Regions from separate parts of the Homo sapiens genome. Here region 1 is linked to region 2. The links are chromatin contacts, found by Hi-C or POLR2A ChIA-PET in ENCODE. All regions are on one chromosome and are shown on one strand. Each heading gives the region's core, a stretch centred on a gene start or an enhancer-like site at or near the end of the contact. The rest is flanking DNA. Distances are from core to core; before and after follow the strand shown.

Region 1 (6,809 bases), core at 4,248-6,747, 1.2 Mb after region 2:
CTAGCTTCAAATGGTGCTTTCTCTTCAAAATGGTCTGTAAGGGCTCCTAATGTGTTAGGGGCTTAGAAAAATTACTTGGCCTTACAAACCACAGATCTAGAGTGCAAAAAGCATTCTTTGTTCTGACAGAAAAAAGTGTGGCGGGGGGGATGGGGAGAGAAGAAACTAACCAATATCATGCAAGGCAGAACTGAAACTGGAAGGTTTCGGGCACAAAGAACTCACAATCCTCCACGGGTCAAGGCAGTGCAGCTGGGCTTTTGATAAATATGAGTATTTAAATGGCTCTCTCTTGGGCCAGTAACATCTACCGAATGTTTTTAAAATGCTACCACCCCTGGTATGTTCCCCAGGCCCGAGCCCGGGATTTGAGGTCCTCTGGGTGAGTTAAAGGTGAGATGATGTGGCAGGGGCTTCTTATGGGTGAAGAGGGTCTCGGCTCCTGAATGTACCCCAGCCCCAGGCCTTCTGCTGCCCCCTCACTACAAATCTCTAGGGCAGGGGTCAGCACACTTTCTCTATAGAGGACAGGATGGCAAATATTTGGGATTCTGTGGGCCATTTGGTCTGTGTCTTAGCTACTCCATTCTGCCGCTACGGTACAGAGGCAGCCCTGGAATAGAAGTGAATGGTGGGCATGGTTGTGTCCCAATAAAACTTTATTTATACAAACAGGCAGCAGGTGGGATTCGGCCACAGTTTGCTAGCCCCTGCTTTAGCACTTCAGCCAGCTTCAGGGACCGTGCTCCAGCTACAGCAGGGAGGATCAGACTCAATGTACTGAATGAACCTCCTCCTTCTTGTCCAGTTCTTTGCCTTGGAACAGACAAGGACCTTCTCCTTCCTGAGAGGGGACAGCCTTTCATCATCTTCTGCTAAGAGGCGCCCCTCCACCACCCTGCATGAGTAAGACACAGCCTCCCTGCAGCACAGAGGAGGCTTCTGTGAGTGCCCACGGCATCACCAAGGTCAGGGAGAACCTCTTGAGGTAACTTGCATTTGTGTCACGAAGCCGAAGAGGGTTGCAGGGGATTGCGTGATCCCCATCCTGTTCATGGGCCACCACCCCAGTCCACTCAGAAGATAAGGCCTCCTGATCAGATGCAATGACTCATGCATGTAATCCCCGCACTTTGAGAGGCTGAGGTAGGCGGATGGACTGAGCTCATGAGTTAGAGACCAGCCTGGGCAACATGGCGGAACCCCATCTCTACAAAAAATACAGAAATTGGCCAGGACTACAGGTATGCATCTGTAGTCCCAGCTACTTGAGAGGCTGAGGTGGGAGGATGGCTTGAACCTGGGAGGCAGAGGTTGCAGTAAGCCAAGATTGCACCTCTGCACTCCAGCCTGGACCACAGAACCAGACATTGTCTCAAACAAACAAACAAAAAAAAATGGAGGCAGGGCCTCTGACAGTTAAGGGCCACAGACTGGGCCTGGGCCTTCCTTGGTTACTATAAGGCCTGGCTGTCTTTCCTTTTCCCTTGACCCTCTGATGATCTTGCAAAGCTCCCTCTGGGCTCACCGTCCCATCACCCAACAAGCAGGCCCAGCCTGCAGGGCCAGGACACTTACCAGAGGCTGCTGCTAAGGGGATGCTCCCAGCCTGGACCATCTTCCTCCTTGGAGAGCTGTGGGCTTGACACTGTGTCGCTGGGCGAAGTCTGGCTTTGCAGGGGGTGAAAGCCACGTGGTGGGGCACTCCCGGGCCATGCCATCCTTTGTGGCACATGTGAGACGAAGGTAGACTCTCCACTCTAGTAACAGACGCATCTAGAGTTTGAAAAAAAGTCCACATTCCTTATGAAAGGCATGAAGGAAAATTCCAGTGAGGAGGGAGGCACAAAAAGAGCAGAATTCAATAGATCATTCATTCCACTGGGAAAACGACAACATGGATCAAAGCTTTCAATGTCAAAACTTCCAATGCAGGCTGGGTGCGGTGGCTCACGCCTGTAATCCCAACACTTTGGGAGGCCGAGGCTAGTGGATCACGAGGTCAGCAGTTCGAGACCAGCCTGACCAACATGGTGAAACCCCATCTCCACTAAAAATACAAAAAAATTAGCTGGGCGTGGTGGTGGGCACCTGTAATCCCAGCGACTTGGGAGGCTGAGGCAGGAGAATCGCTTGAAACCAGAAGGTGGAGGTTGCAGTGAGCCGAGATTGAGCCACTGCACTCTAGCCTGGGCAATAAGAGCAAAACTGCGTCTCAAAAAAACAAAACAAAAAACAACAACGACTTCCAATGCAGCAACTTCTACTGCAGTTTCTTTTAAGGAAGCACTCAGACAGAGGTCCAAAGATGATCTACAAAGATATTTCTCACAGCATTATTTAGAAAGAGTAAAAAACTGGAATAGTTCTGTCAAGTATGGCCCCATTCATATATAAAATACTATGGCAACTGTTAAAAATACACAACTCTCTACTTATTGACATGGGAAGATATATAGCATGCATCAGTAAATGAACACGGCAGGTTACACAGCAACGTGTGGACCATGATCCTATTTTTGTTAAAAGGGACATTTATTCAAGGGTCTGGAAAGATTTGCACTAGAATGTTAATGAATATCCCTGGGGAATGGATTCACCTGTGATTTTCATTCTCTACTTCATATCTTTCCTTCTTTTTTTTTTTTTAACAAGCATGTATCACTTTTGGAAAACATTTCTGAAAGGCTCCAAGGAAAGAAAACAGCATATTTTCTTCAAGTACTTCAAGCCACTAAGCAGAAAGGCACAGAGTTATCCCACCTGATACAGTTTCACATGCTGATTTCCATAATTTAGAGAGACTACACGATCTATATATCAGGAGAGACATTTTCCTAGGAGCCAACCAAAACTTCGGAGGAATCCAGGAGCAAAGCCATAATGCAAAGATGTCAACCGGCACAAATGCTTCTCTCATTGATGAATATTTAACGCGTACTCAGGAGATTACAGAAACAGCTCGTCACCTCTTATCATGGGAAGGTTATCAGTAGGTGGTGATATCAAGGACCACCATGGGCCTGCTCCCAACACAGATGCCCACGTGTGCACACACAGCCACACATACATGCACTTAGTCACACACGCTTGTGTGCGCACAGCTGCACATATGTCCATCTGCACATGCACACATGCCACCACACATGTGCACTCACACAGGCACACACATACACATGCAAAATCACACACACAAAGGTGAGGGCACACACACGGAGCAGGTCCACAAGGCTATATCAGGACACTCCACGGGTTTCTCAGGAAACTTCTGCTGGATACCATCACCACTTACTCCCTCCCAGCCGGTGGGGCTGGTGGTCACTCCCACAGAAACAGGAATTGGCCACTGTGTAGTCGAGAACAGGCCTTCATTGTCCTATGACTTCATCCCTCTGCTATGGTCCTGCCTCCACTTTCCAACAGAATATTCTAAATGTCAAGATCCCATGCGGGAACCTGTGGTCATCTATGTAAGTTGACTCATGATGGACAAACCATTAACAACATTTAAAATAACAGTTTCCCCTGCAAAGGCTTCAAGCCAAAATTAGGATGTGGGTCTCGGGACCCCACCAGTTATTCTCATTATTATGTGGTACAGGGAGACTGGGTAGATCAGGGTCTCAGACCATAATAGATGGGAAAAAAGAGACCCCAGGGGCAGGAGGGGAATGAGCGAGAGAGAATTAAGTTTGTATTAAGTTGGAGACCAGGGCAGATGGAAAGACGGAAGGTTAGGCTGGCACTGGGAGCTCCCTTCTTCAGGGGTCAGCTCCCCATAGGATCTGCAAGGAAGGTGCAACAGGATACTCCCTTGAGCCATGTGACACTCCATGACAAAGGCACCCCCAACTATGCCCCTGGGTGTCAACCTCCCTATCCTTTTCTGGTTCATGACCTCGAGATGCCTCCCAAGGCATCTTGTCTGAATTCTTGTGTTCCGAACCTTGGCTTGTTATATGTGGCGCACTTTATGCAAGTTACACAAAACTGGACTCCAGGCGTGGTGCTGCATGCCTGTAATCCCAGACACTCAGGAGGCTGAGGTGGGAGGATTACAAGCCCAGAAGTTTGAGTTCAGCCTGGGCAACATAGTGAGACCCCATCTCTTAAAAAAAAAAAAAAAGGGAAAGAAATAACTTAATTCTTTTTTTCTGGCATAGAGAGGTTCCAAAGACCAATCCTGAAGCTTGGTAAAGGACTACAGCTGTTACCCCCACATTCTATCAGGCTATTAAGACTCACTCAGCCGCAACATGGCCAGGCCCCCACACCAAGTTAGGCAAGCTACAGATACCAAGGAGTAGGAACTGCAAACACAAATACAGGGCAAACTGCAGGTACCTAATCCTGACACGTCACCTGGCTGAACTTTGGTAGCAGAAGCCCAAGGAACACAGACTTATGGCTTTGTGTATATAGACATTGTCCTGTAGTCCAAAGGATGTGACTCTGTGGCAGACGGGAACCTAGAACATTGGACATTTATTATATTACATTAACTACCTTGCTTGCTTCCAGGTTTCTGGAAGTTTTGGTAACACAGCTAAATACTAGGGCCTAGTTTTTGCTAAGAACGTGGGTAGCTCTGACATTCCTTTGTCCATTAGGCAGATCCACTGTATAAATGGAAACATCTGTATTTTAAAGATTTTCCTAGCTGATTTTATCGAAATGTTAGAGATTTTCCTGGGGCGAGGGATAGCTGCAAGTTATTACAGTCAGATTTCTAAGCACGATGATTATTTCTGGTGGCAAACCATGCGTGTGGAGGCCGATTCCTCCTATCAGCCTAACGATTAAGTCAACATGCTAAGCAGCCACACGGGGGCTACTAAGTGACTCGCACGGGGGAAGCAGGCAGGGAGACAGATGGGCAGGGGAGGGAATCTGGGGCAATGCACAACCTCCACCCAGGTAGAGAGAGGGTCTGGGGGATAGGTCTGTGTCACTCAAGTAAGAGCGACACTTCTTGGGGTCCAGTCCCGTCCTGGGCTTGCCCGGGAAAGACCCCAGGACAAATTCGGCCCCCTTCCAGAGTGTCCCCATTCTGCTCCCACAATGGGACAAGCCGGCCTCTTCTCCAGTCTGGGCCCCCTTCGGCCCTCCTCCCTCCTCCTGTCTCTTGGGCCCCCAGCCATGCTCGGCCCCCAGTTGACTTCTTCAGTACCTGCATTGCTCAGCGTCTTGCACTCTGTGCGTGCCCCATCCGCCGCTCCTCCTGTCCCGTTCCTCCTGCCTCTCTCAGCCCCACTCACTCTCCCACTGCCCCTCGTGCCCCCATCCAACCCTCCTCCTGCCCCCCAACCTCTGTCTCTCAGTCCCAAGCCAGTCAGGGAGCCCTGACAGCAGCTACCCGGACGGCAGTGCGAGCCCCTTACCCGGGCGCAGCAGGCCCCCGGCGGCCTGGTGGCCCTCGGACAGTAGGAAGGAGCCTGAGGCCCGGCGCGGGGACGTGGCCGGCAGCGCAACCCAGGCAGCTCCGGGCAGCGCGCCCTGCCCGGGCCCCGCCCAAACGCCGGAAATGACGTCACGGAGGGCGGGGCGGGCCTGCTGGCCGGGGCGAAGAGCGGCTGCGGCGGGGCCTGTGGCGAACGGAGGCGAGCCGGAAGTGGGGGGGTTGTCTGCTCTCAGGCCCCGCCTCCCCGGGGCCGGCTCGGGCCACTTCTTGCGCGCTGCCAGAAGGAGCTATTTTGAGCAGGTCTGTGGCGGAAGTGGGTGTTCCCGGGTCTCTGCTGCCCAGCTGTGCCCGCTGCCGTCTTGGGGTCCCGGGGTGCGCGGGTTGGGCTGGGTGAGCTCAGAGGCACCTTGTCGGCAGCCGAGCCTGAAGAGGCGACCTCGAAACGCCTCGTGAGACCTTTCGCGGGCACACGCCCTTCGCGTTCCTCCGCTTCCTCCCACGTTTCTTCAGCCCCTGGCGGGGCGCTGGGGTGCCCGGTAGTTAAGGGTGGGGTGGCAGCGAGCGTTTCTGTGCACCCGCAGCGTGCCACGCCCGTGCTAAGCACTTTGCCTATAGAGCCAGTGGCTTAATTCTGCAATAGCACAGTGAAGAACTTCGCCTCATTTTACAGACGTGGAAACAGGCTCATCAAGTGCTCTGTAATTGTAAAACCTGGGATAACAAAGGAGCAAAACGCAATTTAGAGGCAAGTGTGTGGGACTTGACTTTGGTTAGAAATAGGCTTTGCAGGCCAGGCGCGGTGGCTCTTGCCTGTAATCCTAGCACTTTGGGAGGCCGAGACGGGCGGATTATCTGAGCTCAGGAGTTCGAGACCAGCCTGGGCAACATGGTGAAACCCTGTGTCTACTAAAATACAAAAAATTAGCCGGGCGTGGTGGCGTGCGCCTGTAGTCCCAGCTACTCGGGAGGCTGAGGCAGGAGAATTGCTTGAACCTGGGAGGTGGAGGTTGAAGTGAGCAGAGATCGTGCCACTGCACTCCAGCCTGGGCGACAGAGCGAGACTCTGTCTCCAAAAAAAAAAAAGAAAGAAAGAAATAGGCTTTGCAAGTTAGTAGTTCTGTGACTGAATCCCAGTCTGTATAAGACCCTCAGGCATCCCCCGGTCCAAACCAAAACCTGTCTGCGAAGGATGATTTCACAGGAGCAAACCAAGACTTTATTTCCAGTTTTATAACCTGCCTTGGGGTCTTCGGCTAGGAAGCTAAGAGACACAGAAAGCTGAGATTGGGCAAAGACAGGATCTACCATCCACTCCGAGCTCTGGGAGCACCTGAAATGCGATTTGATGTCACCACCACCATCCCCAGTTCAACCACAGTTCATGTGTGGAATTTAACCTGCAAAGTTG
Region 2 (6,822 bases), core at 2,450-4,949:
ATTGGAAATAGTTTAGCTTAACCAGACTAAAGAGTTCTCTTTTCACACCCTAAAGTCTCCCAAAAGAAATGGGTGGGCCGGGCGTGGTGGCGGACGCCTGTAATCCCAGCTACTTGGAGGCTGAGGCGGGAGAATTGCTTGAACCCAGGAGGTGAAGGTTGCAGTGAGCCAAGATTGAGCCACTGCACTCCAGCCTGGGCAACAAGAGCAAAACTCCATCCCAAAAAAAGAAAAGAAGAGAAAATAAGAGAAAAGAAAATGGTGACTGGATTTTCACTCTCAGCATTTGTTGAGTCTTAGCTTTGCTCAAAAAGGCAGTGATTTATTAATATCTTATTAAGATGCCAATTTATTCCAGCCAGGGACCCTGTTCTCAATGCCTCTAGAATGCATTTTTATTTCCTTCTTCCCATATACCATTGTCAGGGTTGAAGCCAGAGAGTTCATAGTTGGGGAATCCCCCAAGCTCTATTCTCCCTGCAAATGGCTGTTTTAGGGCAATGCAGCCTCACAGATCTGTCCTTGCCAATCAGAGCCACTGTGATGGCGGGAGGAATCACTAGCCATCTGTCTACCTCTTATCTCACCCTATATATCTGCTCTGGATTATTAACAAAGCCTGCCTGTGGAGAAACCATTGTGTATATCTGTTTAAATGTCCCGTTCCCCCAACGCAGACTAGTTAACAAATGGTTTCCTACGGCAAAAGAGCTGGCTGCAATCTGACAAATCTTGCTCTACTGGCAGTCCCATTCAAAATAAGTACTACTATTATTGTTCTAGAGCCTTTTTTTGGGGGGGGGGCGGGGAGATGGAGTCTCACTCTGTAGCCCAAGCTGGAGTGCAATGGCGCCATCTCGGCTCACTGCAACCTCCACCTCTTGCATTCAAGTGATTCTCCTGCCTCAGCCTCCCATGTAACTGGGATTATAGGCATGCACCACCACGCCCGGCTAATTTTGTATTTTTTTTTTAGTAGAGACAGGGTTTTGCCATGTTGGCCAGGCTGGTCTTGAACGCCTGACCTCAGGTGATCCACCTGCCTTGGCCTCCCAAAGTGCTGGGATTACAGGCGTGAGCCACCGCGCCCGGCCTGTTCTAAAGCCTTTCTAGGGTTCTCCCAGCATGCCCATCTGAATTAAACTTGGAGGTATCTGATTGCCAAGGGTGTGCAACTCACCTCCTTGAGGGTTAATTACTTAAGGGGGTCTGAATGTTAAGAAAAAGGGCAAGACCAAGTTGAGCTACTCCTAGAGACTTTCTCTTTGCCGCCAAGTATTCCCTGGGTTATAAGGGTGAGTGGGAAGGAAATAAAGCTGTTTATTTTGCAAATAGCAACAAGGCCCAACACTTAATCTGACAATGGCAAAAGCTTTCTCTCCTGCTTAAAAAACAAACAAAACGAGCTGCTGACTTTTTCTATAACTACAGAGAGCCAGATGCTTATGGGGCCATATCTGGTAGCACCAGTGTGAGAGACTGCTGCTTTTAAAATATACTTTACCATAGTCGGAAAGATTTAAAGAGGCTTTAGATCTGATACAGTTTCTGTGATTATCTTCTTCGTATCAGTGCTCTGAAAATCTAAGAAGTCTGAACAAAACTGGTATCAAAATAAAGAATATTTCCCAGTGACTAGAACGCAAGAAGATGATATCTTATTAACAAACCTTTTTTGCTGTTTGTGAGATGTTTCAGTCGGCTGTTGGAGTAATTATGCAAGCTCTTTAACCTTTCTATACTTCAGTTGTCTATCTTTAAAATGAATATAGCGCTAACAGGCACTTTAGCTTGTCTCCTAAGGATGTTGTGAAACAAAGCAGAGAATGTCTGTACAAACTCCCCAAGTTGTGCATGCAGAAAAACCTTCTGTGGTAATAAATAATAATACCTTGCATTTACGTAGCGCTTTTACCTTGGAGTTCAAGCCTTGATAGAATTAGAAGGTATCATTATTTTAATTGTCTCGCTAACGTCCTCCTGAAAGAGTTGATGGCTGTTTATGCAGGTTATATGATTCACTCCATGCCCTACCTCTCTGCTCCATTCCCTGCTTCCAGGAGTCAGAGCTTAAAGAGTGGGAAACCAAGGCAGGGAGAAAAAGATTTGTGTGACACCGCTCAGCAAGGGCGTAGTGGAGCCAATAGTGCCAACCCCGATGTGTAACGCCCCAGCCACCGTCCTTTGTGGGATTTAGAATTTAAACGGGCCCCAGAGCAAGAGATTGGCTGGGGAAATGCCCGGATCGCGGCTGGGCTGCTCGCATGGCACTGCTCGGGTACCTCCGGCCGGGCTCCGTCGACGTTCGGAGCCTGCTGGCCCGTCGGGCAGCTGTCGGGCCGCGGGAGTCGGTCCGTGGGCAGGGCCGGCGCAGCTCGGGCGGCTGCTGCCCCGTCGCTGACCCCCGCGCGAAGCTGCGCGCACCAACAGGAGACATCTTCCCGGCCGGGCCTCCCGCGCCCGCCACGGCCCAGGGCGGCAGGGTCGGGCCGGGGGCCGGGGGCGGCCCGCGCACCCCTCCGTGGGGGGCGCCCCGACTCGCCGGGGGCGGGGTCACGTCCCACCCGGGCCGCCGGGGGCACCGGCGCGGCGGAAAGCTGAGCGTGGCCGAGGAGCGGGGGCTTCCTGGGCCACCTCGCCGGGCGCCTCCGGCCGGCGGTGGGCGCGCCGGCCGCCACCGCCCCCGGGCCGTCGCGGAGACCGCTTCTGCGCCTGGTACCTGTGGACGCCCTTGTTAAGCGCCTGCAGCACCCCCGGGGAGCCGAGCCCAGGACAGACATGCTACTCCTGTTTCCTGCCCCTTCGGAGCGACGAGCAGTGGGTGAGGCGGGGCCAGGCCGCTGCACCGAGGAGCCCCCGGGCCCAGGGCAGACGGGCCCCGTGGCGGCGGCGCCGGGGCCTGCCCGGGAATGGCGGGCAAGCCGGCCTCGGCCCACCGGCCGGCACGCGAAGGGAGGGCAGCCGGCGGCCATGCGCCCCTTCCCTGCGCCCTCTCGCCCTGGGCAGGCCTGAGCCGGGAGCCCAGGTCCCGCGGGCCCAGCCCGGCGGCTTGACCCCGGGAGACCCTGCTTTGAGGCGGGTATCGGTTGCCCTGGCCCAGGCCTCCCGGCCCTCAGGTTGTGTGACTGTGACGGGCAGCCTGGGGCCAAAGGCGGTTGAAGGGGAAGGGGACGCAGATCTCCCACTGCTTGGGGGGGGTGATGTGCTTTGTGGGGGGTCGGGGGTCACCACCCTCCCAGGGGGGTGGGGGAGGGCGGCCAGCACAGCTGGCCGCGAGGGGCGGGGTCGCAGAGGCGAAGTGTGTGTGAGGGTGTGTGGGGGGAGGGCGCGCGGAGGAGGATCGGTGCCCTGCGCGCAGGCGCGAGCAGCCAGCCAGGCCCGAGCCCTGGAAGAACGCCGACGGGGAGCGGGGGCGGCGGGCTGGCGGGAGGGAGGGAGGGCGGGCGGCCTGACGCGAGGGGGCGCAGGGAGCCGCGTCGGCGTCGCGGGGCGCGGGCGATTCGAGGCCGACGCATCCGCGCGTGCGCGCGCCGGCGGTGTGTCCGCGTTAGAGGGGAGTGACGCGTGCGCGTTCACGCGCGCCCGGGAGAGCGGTAAGAAGCGCAGGGAGGCCTGAAGGGGGTGGGGGGGTGGAGAGGCGAGCTGGAGGAGGGGTGGGGAGGTGGCGCCTGCGCAGTGCGCCTCGGAGGAGCTGTGTGTATGTGAGAGTCTGACGGGTTCAAAATGGCGGCGGCTGCTTCAGCGGCTCCTCCTGTGTGAGGGAAACAACACCCCTCCCCGGCAGCGGCGGCGGCGGCGGCGGCTCTCGGAGCACCTTCCCAGCGGCTGGGCCCGTGGCCGCTCTGTCTTTCCTGGGCAGGGGACGCTCCGGGAGGAGGGGCAACGCCAGGGGGCCCATCCCCCGGAATCCCTCTTCTGCGACTGGGGAGTAGCCGGGGGGCTCGTCCCGCAGCGCGGAGCCAGACCTGAGGGGGAGACGCGAGGGGAGCCAGGGCCCCCATCCCGGCGCGCCGCGCCGCTCCCGCCCTGTCCGCCCCCCGGGGCCGGGGCCCGCGTTCCGGGGGGCCGGGGCGGCGCGGGGAGCCTCGGGCCGGCCGGTCTCAGCTGATCGGCCGCTGCTCCCGCAGGCGACCAGCCCCTGCTGGCCGAGGGCACGGCGAGGAGGGCGCTCCCTGCGGCCGGGGCCGGCCCGGGGCTCGGGCCCGGGCTGCTGACCGCTGGCCTGGGGGAGGCGGGGGCGCCCCGGGCTCGGCGCCGAGGGGTCGCGCTCCTCTCTCCTGACGCCTCCGACTCCCGGTCTCCAAAGCCAGAAGAGAAGGTTTGATTCAGCAACTGTTTGCTCCCTTTTCCTGGTCGCTCTGACCCTCTCTGGATACTGGGTTGATCCACGGAAAAACCGAAGACGACGTTTGGGATTTAATTATTCCTCTCAGCTTTGGAATCTTTTACTTCTCACTTGGACAAGAACTCAAGAGCAGAATCTCCGGTGAGTTTCCCCCTCCCCCCCCTCATTTGGAAGTTTGGTTGACTGTGTTATCCAAAGACTGAATGCAAAGTTTCTATCTCTTTTTCCGATGGGTGAACCATTGAAACGCCTTTTCCTGGGGGAGCCCAGCGAGATTCGCCCTTTTTCCTCTCCGGCCCTGGCTGCTCCATGCCCAGGCGGTCGTCGCCCAGGGGGTGCAAGCACGGTTTCCCTCCCGACTTCGGGCCAGGGCTTCCTCCGGGAGGGCTCTGCCTCTAACTGCTCTGCAAACTGTGTCATCGGGTCCTCTGGTCTCGTAGCAGTTTTGAAAGGATGCTGTTAACGTGGCTGTAATGTAGTGACAAAAACGGGGGGAACCTGTGTTCTCAATGGAAGCCATTATCCACGAGAATATTTAGAAAAAAGAAAACCCTTTCTTGGTATTACGGATTGACCGTCGCGCCGGCCGGTCTTTTATTTAATTTTTGGACAAGATGTATTTTCCTTGTATCCTTAGATGCAATCGTTTATTTTATTACTTTATCCAAAAAGATCAGATGGAATTTTGGTCCTTGATTTGCACCTCTGAAATTTGTTTCAGAGTTGTGCACATCTTGTGTTGGGGTGGAGGGTAGATTTGGGAATGATAAGATCCGGGGAGTCTAGAAAGGAAGGCGACGATTGTGCACGGCCTTACAGGAGGGGTATGGGAAATTGTTTTGGGGTCATTTAAATCCTAATTTTTTGTCCTCTTTTTACATAGTCAGTTTGCCCTTCTTTCCTTTAGTTTCTGATTACCGGTGAGAGAGAACTAATTTGGTTAGGATCTGGATTAGTTCAGTGGTGCTTCACCTGGTCAGCTCTCTGGAGATAAAAGTCCTGGGCTTTTTTTTTTTCTTGCTGATGCTGCCATGAAGGAGATCCTTGCTAGTTGTAATCCTGTGGGGAGAAACTGGTGGTGTGGCCCTTCCACAAGGAACTGAAACCAACATCTCGTTTCGTCTAGGCCTCCGACAGTTGTAATGTGATTAATGTTGAACATGACATGGAACCACTTGCCCAAGAGCAGAAAGGTCCCAAACTCATGAAGAGGAACCTGATTTTTCAGAGAGCCTTTAACACTTACCTTAAATACTCCTTTCCGTGAACAGAAAGCACAAGTTTGAGAATGAGTTCTCATTTCTGCTTATATCATTATTCTTTAGTGTTGCAATCTGGTTCCTAAGGAGGAAGAGGAAGGCAGCCCTGGAGTGGTTTCTTTACAGTAATTTCAACAGAAGAGTGAGAGATGGAACCCGAAGAAGAAAGGATTCGTTACAGCCAGAGATTGGTTAGTATTTTCTCCCCCCACCACACCCTCCAGTTTTAAAGTAGGATAACTATTTTGTTTCCAGTTGTGAATATACTGTGAATCTGTGATTAAAACTTTTCGGGTGACTTTTCTGTGCACCAGAGGAGGGGGAAAGGTGTATTAATATCGAATTTGGCTTTTGGCCAAACATGTTTTATATTTTATATATTTATCTTGTTTGGAAATGGAGTTATATGTAGCCTTTAGCTTTTATAGAAACCATTGTATACCAAAGGATTTTGTGGATTACAATGTGACAAAGATTCCTGATTTTACAGTACTGACATTGTAATACATCTGATTACGTTAGATTAGAATATAAATTTTGGGGGCAAAGCTGTTTGAGGAAGGATAGTTCAATACGTTTTTTAAGATTTTGTTGTCCCAGGATTTGTGACTTTGAGCGGGGAGAACTATGGATTATTTTCTTTTATTTTATAAATTAACATTTTGGTAGCTTTGAAGGGTTGTTGGGATTGATTGAAGACAAGTAGGTAGAATACTGGATGCTGATAAAGTTCTGTGTTTTGGGAGGAATGTACGAGATAGATCTTGTTGAAAGAAATTTTAGACATGATTTGAAAGGATTGGCTTATATCTGTATATGAACACTTGGATCCTTTAAGCCATGCTTTCCTCGTAAGGTTTCCCTATTGGAGTTTTAAGAATTCAATTTTTGTTTTTCTTAGCCAAAGAGAGCTTTATTAGTAGTCTCACAGTATTAATAAAAATCTGAATTTGTGTTTGAAGAGTGGGCTATGAGGAAAGCGACAGAATTGTATGTAGTATGTGAAATTTGCTGACCTGAAAGGCCTAGAAGATTACTAAAGGAATTTATGGTGGTTTTATTTGGCTCTGCATTTTAGACTGAATTTAGGAGAAAAAGAATGGTTCTCGAATACATTTTCTAGTGATCCTTACTCTTTTTGAGAAGAGACTTCTTTATTATTTATTTATTTTTATTGAGATTGAGTCTCACTCTGTCGCCCACGCTTGGAGTGCAGTG

The links. A loop is a pair of places that touch in the nucleus more often than their neighbours do. ChIA-PET counts read pairs that join two places held with the same protein, here RNA polymerase II (POLR2A). Pooled maps may share reads with other maps.
Region 1: a loop to region 2 is called in a pooled map, with 9 times the contacts of the local background. The contact joins the promoter of C11orf24 here to the promoter of KDM2A in region 2. A Hi-C loop is called at or near these places in 1 of 37 single-sample maps with no recorded cell type and 5 of 50 pooled maps. POLR2A ChIA-PET finds 5 or more read pairs at or near these places in 1 of 52 experiments (A549).

What each region holds. Positions count from the first base shown.
Region 1 is chr11:68,266,476-68,273,284 of GRCh38, forward strand. It overlaps C11orf24 (chromosome 11 open reading frame 24), which reads right to left and starts at 5,498. Exons shown (of 4, transcript NM_022338.4): 1 at 5,382-5,498; 2 at 1,579-1,776. LOC105369363 (a long non-coding RNA gene) reads left to right here and starts at 5,627. Exons shown (of 3, transcript XR_950248.3): 1 at 5,627-5,701. RefSeq lists enhancers at 803-2,002, 5,607-6,461 and a silencer at 5,296-5,695.
Region 2 is chr11:67,115,564-67,122,385 of GRCh38, forward strand. KDM2A (lysine demethylase 2A) reads left to right here and starts at 3,700. Exons shown (of 21, transcript NM_012308.3): 1 at 3,700-4,486; 2 at 5,671-5,795. The coding sequence starts at 5,754. It overlaps LOC107984341 (a long non-coding RNA gene), which reads right to left and starts at 2,785. Exons shown (of 2, transcript NR_160735.1): 1 at 1,671-2,785. RefSeq lists silencers at 2,607-2,656, 2,797-3,076, 3,257-3,696, 3,837-3,906, 4,087-4,226 and 2 more and an enhancer at 3,137-3,186.